Linked DNA regions of Homo sapiens: region 1 is linked to region 2. A link is an interaction called in ENCODE POLR2A ChIA-PET data of the cell type or tissue named here. Cell type or tissue: GM12878. All regions are shown on one strand. Each heading gives the region's core, and the rest is flanking DNA. Links, peaks and the distances in the headings are about the cores only. Region 1 overlaps AJUBA (ajuba LIM protein). Region 2 has its middle 13 kb from the start of LRP10.

What was found. Peaks named below come from ENCODE experiments on the same cell type or tissue, not always from the same donor. Only the 100,000 strongest peaks of a DNase experiment are listed, where the experiment ranks them.
Region 1: POLR2A ChIA-PET joins it to region 2 with 5 read pairs; 4 of 35 experiments call an interaction of 5 or more read pairs at or near these places.

The regions. Positions count from the first base shown.
Region 1 is chr14:22,969,159-22,973,548 of GRCh38, forward strand. It overlaps AJUBA (ajuba LIM protein), which reads right to left. Exons shown (of 8, transcript NM_032876.6): 8 at 2,019-4,390. The coding sequence ends at 4,285. Among named protein-coding and RNA genes, the nearest start is that of AJUBA, 11 kb to the right of the region's middle. In GM12878, for the core only: no CTCF peak of the experiment used is centred there; no DNase peak of the experiment used is centred there.
Region 2 is chr14:22,856,683-22,861,072 of GRCh38, forward strand. No RefSeq gene overlaps it. Among named protein-coding and RNA genes, the nearest start is that of LRP10, 13 kb to the right of the region's middle. In GM12878, for the core only: no CTCF peak of the experiment used is centred there; a DNase peak (open chromatin) is centred at 2,079; H3K27ac peaks cover 239 bases.

The DNA.
Region 1 (4,390 bases), core at 206-4,205, 110 kb after region 2:
ATAATTCCTCCATTTTCCCCCTTTCTGCATCTCAGCACTAGTAGTTGTTGATTAAATCAGGTGGCAAGTTGGCCAAACAAGCTCCACCTTTTGATGTATATTTGGCAGCACCTCACGAATCTTTCATCATCAACTGTAAATACTAAAAAACTGTAAATACTAAACAGAAATATTGAGGAGGATTAGTCTCCCAGCAAATAGGAAGAAGGGAAGCTCTTGTGATGCAGGGTACACCTGGGAGCCTGCCAGTGATGGTGCTGGGGTGGCTAGGACTGCTCTTTTTTCATGGCCTGCCCTTATCAGCTGTTATCATTTATTTTTCCTCAGGAAGAAGTAGCCTCAGTGGCAAGAACAGAGTCTTGGGGAGCCCCAAGGCTAGGACAATCAGCACAGACCTAGAAAGGAATGAGTCGGATCAGGAACAGAAGAGGCCAAAATCAGAGTAAGAAACAAAGGGTCAGGAGCTGGGCACAGAAGCTCATGCTTGTAATCCCAGTGACTTAGGAGGCCAAAGTGGGAGATCACTTGAGGCCAGAAATTCAAGACCAGCCTGGGCAACATAGTGAGATGCTGTCTCTAAAAAAAAATTTTTTAAACTTAGCCAGTCATGGTTGTGCACACCTGTAGTCCCAGCTACTTGGGAGGCTGAGGCGGGAGAATCGCTTGAACCCGGGAGGCAGAGATTGCAGTGAGCCATAATTGTGCCACTGCACTCCAGCCTGGGTGACAGAGTGAGACTCCCAACTCTTTTTTTTTTTTTTTTTTTTTGAGATGGAGGCTTGCTCTGTTGCCGAGGCTGGAGTGCACTGGCATGATCTCAGCTCACTGCAACCTCTGCCTCTCGGGTTCACGCCATTCTCCTGCCTCAGCCTCCCGAGTAGCTGGGACTACAGGAGCCCACCACCACGCCTGGCTAATTTTTTGTACTTTTAGTAGAGACGGGGTTTCACCGTGTTAGCCAGGATGGTCTCAATCTCCTGACCTCGTGATCTGCCTGCCACGGCCTCCCAAAGTACTGGGATTACAGGTGTGAGCCACCGCACCTGGCCTTTTTTTTTCTTTTTGAGATGGAGTCTTGCTCTGTTGCCCAGGCTGGAGTGCAGTGGCGCGATGGCTAACTGCAATCTCCGCCTCCCGGGTTCAAGCGATTCTCCTGCCTCAGCCTCCCAAGTAGCTGGGACTACAGGTGCACCCCACCATGCCTGGCTAATTTTTTTATTGTTAGTAGAGACGAGGTTTCATCATGTTGGCCAGGATGGTCTTGATCTCCTGACCTCATGATCCTCCCACCTCAGCCTCCCAAAGTGCTGGGATTACAGGGGTGAGCCACTGTGCCTGGGCAAGACTCCCAACTCTTAAAAAAAAAAAAAAAAAAAAGAGGCAGGGCTCAGTGGCTGACAACTGTAATCCCAGCACTTTGGGAGGCCAAGGCAGGCGGATTACCTGAGGTCAGGAGTTTGAGATCACCCTGGCCAACATGGCAAAACCCTGTCTCTACTAAAAATACAAAAATTAGCCAGGTGTGGTGGCGCCGGCCTATAATCCCAGCTACTCAGGAGGCTGAGGCAGGAGAATCACTTGAACCCAGGAGACGGAGGTTGCAGTGAGCTGAGATTGCACCATTGCACTTCAGCCTGGGCAAGAGAGCGAGATTCTGTCAAAAAAAAAAACCCTGAGAGCCGGGCACAGTGGCTCATGCCTGTAATCCCAGCACTTTGGGAGGCCGAGACAGGCAGATCACAAGGTCAGGAGATCGAGACCAGCCTGGCTAACACAGTGAAACCCCGTCTCTACTAAAAATACAAAAATTAGCCGGGTGTGGTGGCGGGCGCCTGTAGTCCCAGCTACTTGGGAGGCTGAGGCAGGAGAATGGTGTGAATCCGGGAGGCGGAGCTTGCAGTGAGCCGAGATAGCGCCACTGCACTCCAGCCTGGGCGACAGAGTGAGACTCTGTCTCAAAAAAAAAAAAAAAAAAAAAAATATCCCTGAGGGGATGGATGTAAAGTTACACAAGCTTGTCTGGATTTCCCATCATAGGGCCTTTGTATTCACTTATTTAATAATAGTTCAGAAGAAGCTATCTCAGCTGTACAAGAAGTAATTCAGTTTCAGAACATTTCTCACTCCAACAAGGTGCATTTTCCCCTCTGGCGCTCAGTTGTATAAATCTGACCTCTTTCCCTCTCACTCAGAGATCTCTTTTATGTATTTCCCAGGTTGGCTGGCATAGTCACCTTAGAATAGCCCCCAAATGTGGAAATTCTGTTGTCAGGAGTCATCATTTCCAGTAAGAAACTCACTGAGTGACAGAAAATGAAGACTAAAGATCAAAGATTACTAAATTAATTTGCCTAAAACCAATTCACCTAAAACCAATTAGTCTAAAATAAATATTTATCAAATCTGCAGCATTTCAAAAGGATTTAGCAGATTCACCCTTTTAGTTATTACTGTTGTCTGTATAACTTTTCATTGTAAGTCAACTGAATATGCCTCATGCCTATTCATTTGTTTAAGATATACTGGCCTTTTTAACAGTAGGAATGTAGAAGTTAGACCAAAGCATCAAAATCACATTGAACTCCATTATATTTTTCAAGGCATTTAATTTGTAAAGGAATATTGGATTAAGAAACAAAAAAATGATACACAAAATGTCTGTACCAATTGTATTTATTGCTAGAAACTTTAAACTTTTTAAAAAAGTTTTTGAATGGTAGATAACATAGAAAAAGACATCCATAAAGGTAGGAAGCAATCTCATCATTTACAAAGTGCTGCAAATTTGATAAATTTATGTTGCTGATAATAGCTCAGAAGTACTCTTGGATGAATAGATATAAATCCTTGAAATATCCAAAGCATGACAAAAAAGAATAGGACACCTAAATGGATATAAACACACCAAAATAGGAATTGAGCTTTTGGCAAATTAGTCATTAAGTCATTAACTTTAAGCAAACAAGTTTTCAGTAAATTGGTTTTAAGAGATCTAGCTTTAGGTGAACTAGTTTCAAGCAAACTGACTAGTATCAAATCAGTGTTTTGCTCCCTCCAGTTCCCCCCAACTCTAGTTTTGGGATTGTGATGGATGCAATCCGGGACCCCTCTGAGAGGTGGCAAGTGAGCTTCTACTAGGAAACCAAGTGTACAAGTGACCTGAGAAGAGAGTAAGAAAGAGTGAGAGAGAGACAGAGAGACAAGAGAGAGAGTGTGTGTGTGCATGAACACACCCACACATGCATACACTGGGCTATATGGCTCAGTGCACCTAAACTTGGGAATGTGGCTAAGCTGAAGCTTCCTAGACATCCCCCCAACAAGCTCCACACCCACAGAGATCTGCTCATTACCTCCCCCAGCCAAGGAGAAGAGCAACCACGTACAATCACCTACCTAGCCTCCCCAGACCCATGTAAGTTCCTGAGAAACAGGGAATACAGGCAGCAACCCCACTCAGAGCTGGTCCCCATTCTCAGACAGATAAGGAGCTCTCCTAGTCCTTAGAAGAAGGCCAAGAAATAACTCATTAATGAGGTCCAGAGTTTCTACCTCTTCATCCAGATATAGGTGCGGGACCCCATATCTGACACCATGTGTCACAAAAAGTGAGGAGCTTAAATTTGGTTGCCTAGCAGGAACTCACCACCCTAGACTTGCTACCTCTCAGGGACATCCCACACTGCATCAACCACAACCCCAAAACTCTGGGGTTTGGGGGAGCTGGAGGGAGAATTACACTTTGATTTGGTTCTAGTCAGTTTAGCTGAAACTAATTGATTTAAAGCTAGGTCCTCTACTCCTGGAATCCAGGACCAGAACATTGCGTGACTCATGCATAATCATACACTAGGCCAGACACAGTGGCTTACGCCTATAATCCCAGCACTTTGGGAGGCCAAGGTGGGAGGATCATTCGAGCCCAGGAGTTCAAGACTAGCCTGGGCAACATGGTGAGATCCCATCTCTAAAACAAACAAAATATATATACTGAAGATACAGAATCAGATGTTCAGAAAGTCCTGGAACCCTCCTGTGTGTGCCTAAGCTCAGACTGCACACATGGGAAAAAGGCCAGTCGCCCCCACCCTGGTAAATATAAGGTTTCTCTTCCACAATCCATTTGGAATATCATGATCTTTGGGTCTCCGGCCCTTGGGGTCCTCCCCAGAGGACTCTTCTGCCAGGCCTGCAGAGTGCATTCTTTGCCTTGGCTGGCCTCAGAGGGGCCCACTGGCCACAGCAGTTTGTCTGCAGGGTGACAGCAGCAGCAGTGATTGCAGCTCAGATATAGTTGGCAGGGGGTTGTCGGGCATTGAGCCGCTGCATGTGGCAACCATGGCAGAGCAAGTGCCCATCCAGAGGGAAACAGCAGCAGCCTTCCTCATCA
Region 2 (4,390 bases), core at 268-4,267:
GCTCTGTCACCCAGGCTGGGAGTGCAGTGGCGTGATCTCCACTCACTGCAATCTCCGACTCCCGGGTTCAAACAATTCTGCCTCAGCCTCTAGAGTAGCTGGAACTACAGGCACATGCCACCACACCAGGCTAATTTTTGACCATGTTGGCCAGGCTAGTCTTGAACTCCTGACCTCAGGTGATCCACCTGCCTCAGCCTCCCAAAGTGCTGGGATAACAGGTGTGAGCCACCCTGCCTGGCCAGTGACTTGTTTCTAATGGAGTCTGGCAGCAGTGACAGTGTGTGACTTCCAAGAATAATAAGCAATAAAAGACATTATAAAAATCTAAAATCTAAAATCAAAAATATGTTTTGCTGTCTTTTGGATCACTCATTTTGAAGAAAGCTAGCTGCCATGCTGCAGGACACTCAAGAAGTCTTATAGAGAGGTCCACAGGTAAGGAACTGAGGCCTCCTGCCAACAGCCAGCATGAACTTGCCAGGCATATGAGTGAGCCATCTTGGAGGCAGATCCTCCAGCCACGGTCAAACCTTCAGATGATTACTGTCCTGGCCAACATTTGGACTGCAACCTAATGAGAGATCCTAAGCCAGGTTCATCTAGGTAAGTCACTTTCAAATTCCTGGCCAATATAAAATGATTACAACAATAAATGTTTATTTTATATTTTAAGCTGTGAAATTTTGGGATGATTTCTCATTCAGCAATAGATAACTAATAGGTTTGGGTACTAAAAGTGGAGTGCTGCTGTGACAAACAACTAAAATGTAAGAATGACTTTGAAATTCGGCAAAGGGCAGAAGCTGGAAAGACTTTGAGAAGAGTGTTAGTGAAAGTCTAAAATGCCTGGACGCGACAGTTAGTAGAACCACAGTGGCCTCTTTTTTTTTTTTTTTAAAGACAGGGTCTTGCTATGTTGCCCAGGCTGATTTCAAATTCCTGGCCTCAACTGATCCTAAGTCACTGAGATTATAGGCACAAGCCACCATACCCAGACATGATGGTCTTTGAAGAGGCGGCCAGTGAAGACTTAAGGAAAGTGAGGAAAATGTGTTTTAAAACTGGAAGAGGCCGGGCGCGGTGGCTCACGCCTCTAATCCCAGCACTTTGGGAGGCCGAAGCAGGCGGATCACGAGGTCAGGAGATTGAGACCATCCTGGCTAACACAGTGAAACCCCATCTCTACTAAAAATACAAAAAATTAGCCAGGTCTGGTGGTGGGCACCTGTAGTCCCAGTTACTCGGGAGGCTGAGGCAGGAGAATGGCATGAACCCGGGAGGCGGAGCTTGCAGTGAGCTGAGATCGTGCCACTGCACTCCAGCCTGGGCAACAGAGCAAGACTCCATCTCAAAAAAAAAAAAAAAAAAGAAAGAAAAAAAGAAACTGGAAGAAAAAGGATTCTCGTTATTCAGCAAGTTTAGCAACTATAGTTAGTGTGTAGTAACATGGAAAGTAAAAAATGTAATTAATGAATGGGAAATCTAGCTAAGGAGATTTTCAGGGAGAATGTTGAAGTTAACACCTGGTTTCTTCTTTGCTGCTTATAGTAAAGTGCGAGATAGATAGCTAAGAAAAAAAAATACCACTTAAAAAGAGCCAGGAGGCCGGGCATGGTGGCTCACGCTTGTAATCCAGGCACTTTGGGAGGCCAAGGCGAGCAGATCACAAGGTCAAGAGATCAAGACCATCCTAGCCAACATGGTAAAACCCCGTTTCTACTAAAAATACAAAAATTAGCTGGGCATGGTGGCGCTCACCTGTAGTCCCAACTCTCGGGAGGCTGAGGCGGGAGAATCACTTGAACCCAGGAGGCGGAGGTTGTAGTGAGCCGAGATCTCGCCATCGCACTCCAGCCTGGCGACAGAGCAAGACTCCGTCTCAAAAGAAAAACAAAAAGAGAGCCAGGAATTTTTGGATTTTAAAATTCTCAGCCTCTCCAGACAGTAAATGATGTTAAATTTTTTAAATAGCTTCTGGGCAAGTATCAAATTCAGGGCACTCTCAGGAAAACATGGTATAAAGACAAAGCCAAGATTGAGTGTAACATGCTTTGTTAATATCAGAAGGATCTAAGGTGGTACTCAGGAAACCATTTAGTCTAACAATATGGTTTTTGGGGTTTTTGGTTTTTGGTTTTGGTTTTGGTTTTTTTTGAGACAGAGTCTCACTCTGTCACCCAGGCTGGAGTGCAGTGGCATGATCTTAGCTCACTGCAACCTCCGCCTCCTGGGTCCAAACAATTCTCCTGCCTCGGCCTCCCGAGTAGCTGGGACTACAGGAACGTACCACCATGTCTGGCTAATTTTTGTATTTTTAGTACAGACAGGGTTTCACCATGTTGGCCAGGCTGTTTCAAACTCCTGACCTCATGTGATCTACCCACCTCGGCCTCCCAAAGTGCTGGGATTACAGGTATGAGCCACAGCACCCAGCCTAACGATATAGTTTTTAAGAATCTTAAGAGCCAGGCATGGTGGGTCACACCTGTAATCCCAGAACTCTAGAAGGTCGAGGTGGGAGGATTGCTTAAGGCCAGGAGTTCAAGACCAGCCTGGACAACATAGCATGGTCCCATCCTACAAAAAAATTTTTAAAATTAGTGGGCATGGGCCTGGTGCGGTGGCTCCCAGCACTTTGGGAGTCCAAGGCAGGCGGATCACAAGGTCAGGAGTTCATGACCAGCCTGGCCAATATAGTGAAACACTGTCTCTACTAAAAATACAAAAAAATTAGCCGGGCGTGGTGGCACATGCCTGTAATCCCAGCTACTCGGAAGGCTAAGGCAGGAGAATTGCTTGAACCCAGGTGGTGGAGGTTACAGTGAGCCAAGATCACGCCACTGCACTACAGCCTGGGCAAGAGAGTGAGACTCCGTCTCAAAAAAATAAAAATAAAAATAAAAATAAAATAGTGGGCATGAAAGTATGCACCTGTAGTCATAGCTACTCCAGAGGATGAGGCAGGAGAATAACTTGAACCCAGGAGTTCTACACTGCAGTGAGCTATGATTGTATTATTGTACTCTAACCTGTGTGACAGAGAAAGATCCTGTCTCTAAAAAATTTTAAAAAGAAGCTATGGCTGGGCGCGGTGGCTCATGCCTGTAATCCCAGCACTTCCGGAGGCCAAGGCGGGCAGATCACAAGGTCAGGAGTTCGAGACCAGCCTGGCCAATATGGTGAAACCCTGTCTCTACTAAAAATACAAAAATTAGCCAGGCATAGTGGCAGGCACTGGTAGTTCCAGCTACTCAGGAGGCTGAGGCAGGAGAATCACTTGAACCCAGGAGGCAGAGGTTGCAGTGAGCCGAGACTGCGCCACTGCACTACAGCCTGGGTGACAGAGCGAGACTCCATCAAAAAAAAAAAAAAAAGAAGAAGCTTATGAGTGTTGCCCCTCAGCAGTCTAAACTGAAGCCTGAGTTAGAAAAGAGTTTATCTCAAAGAGATTTGTGAGTACAACTTTTATCTAATTGAGTGAACCCCAATAAGATTTAATGGAGATTCGCAAAAGTTTTAAGAAAATTGTATTGGCAGAAATGCTACCAGCTTGTATTGAAACAGATAGAGGGAATACAAAATAAGAAGAAGTTTTTGGACCCCCAAACTTTTTTTTTTTTTTTTTTTTTTTTTTTTTTTTCAGATGGAGCCTCACACCCTGTCACCCAGGCTGGAGTGCAGTGGCATGATCTTGGCTCACTGCAGCCTCTACCTCCTAGGTTCAAGTGATTCTCCCACCTCATACTCCCCAGTAGCTGGGATTACAGGCGTGTGTCACCATGCCTGGCTCATTTTTGTATATTTAGTAGAGACGGGGTTTCACAATGTTGCCCAGGCTGGTCTTGAACTCCTGACCTCAAGTGATCCACCTGCCTCGGCCTCCCATAGTGCTGGGATTACAGGCATGAGCCACCATGCCCAGTCTTGACCCCCACACTTCTGCAGCAAAAGCAGGCTGAGAAAACAACACAGCTGCAAGCATGAGCCTTTCTATAAAAAGGAAAGGTGGCTCAGAGGGCAGAGCACAAAGAGCCCAAAGCTGGGGCCAAGAGCTATGAGAAATTATGCTCAGATCCTGAGCTCTACTCAAGGAACAGCCAACCTGTATCCTTCAGTATTTTTCTATAGAATAGAGACTACTTCCTATGTTTATTTATCCTTTTTTTTCCCTGCCCCCAGGGACCTCTCTTTTTTTTTTTTTTTTTTTTTTTCCGAGACGGAGTCTAGCTCTGCTGCCCAGGCTGGAGTGCAGTGGTGCAATCTTGGCTCACTGCAAGCTCTGCCTCCTGGGTTCATGCCATTCTCCTGCCTCAGCCTACCAAGTAGCGGGACCCTGTCACCATGCCCGGCTAATTTTTTTGTGTGTTTTTAGTAGAGACGGGTTTTC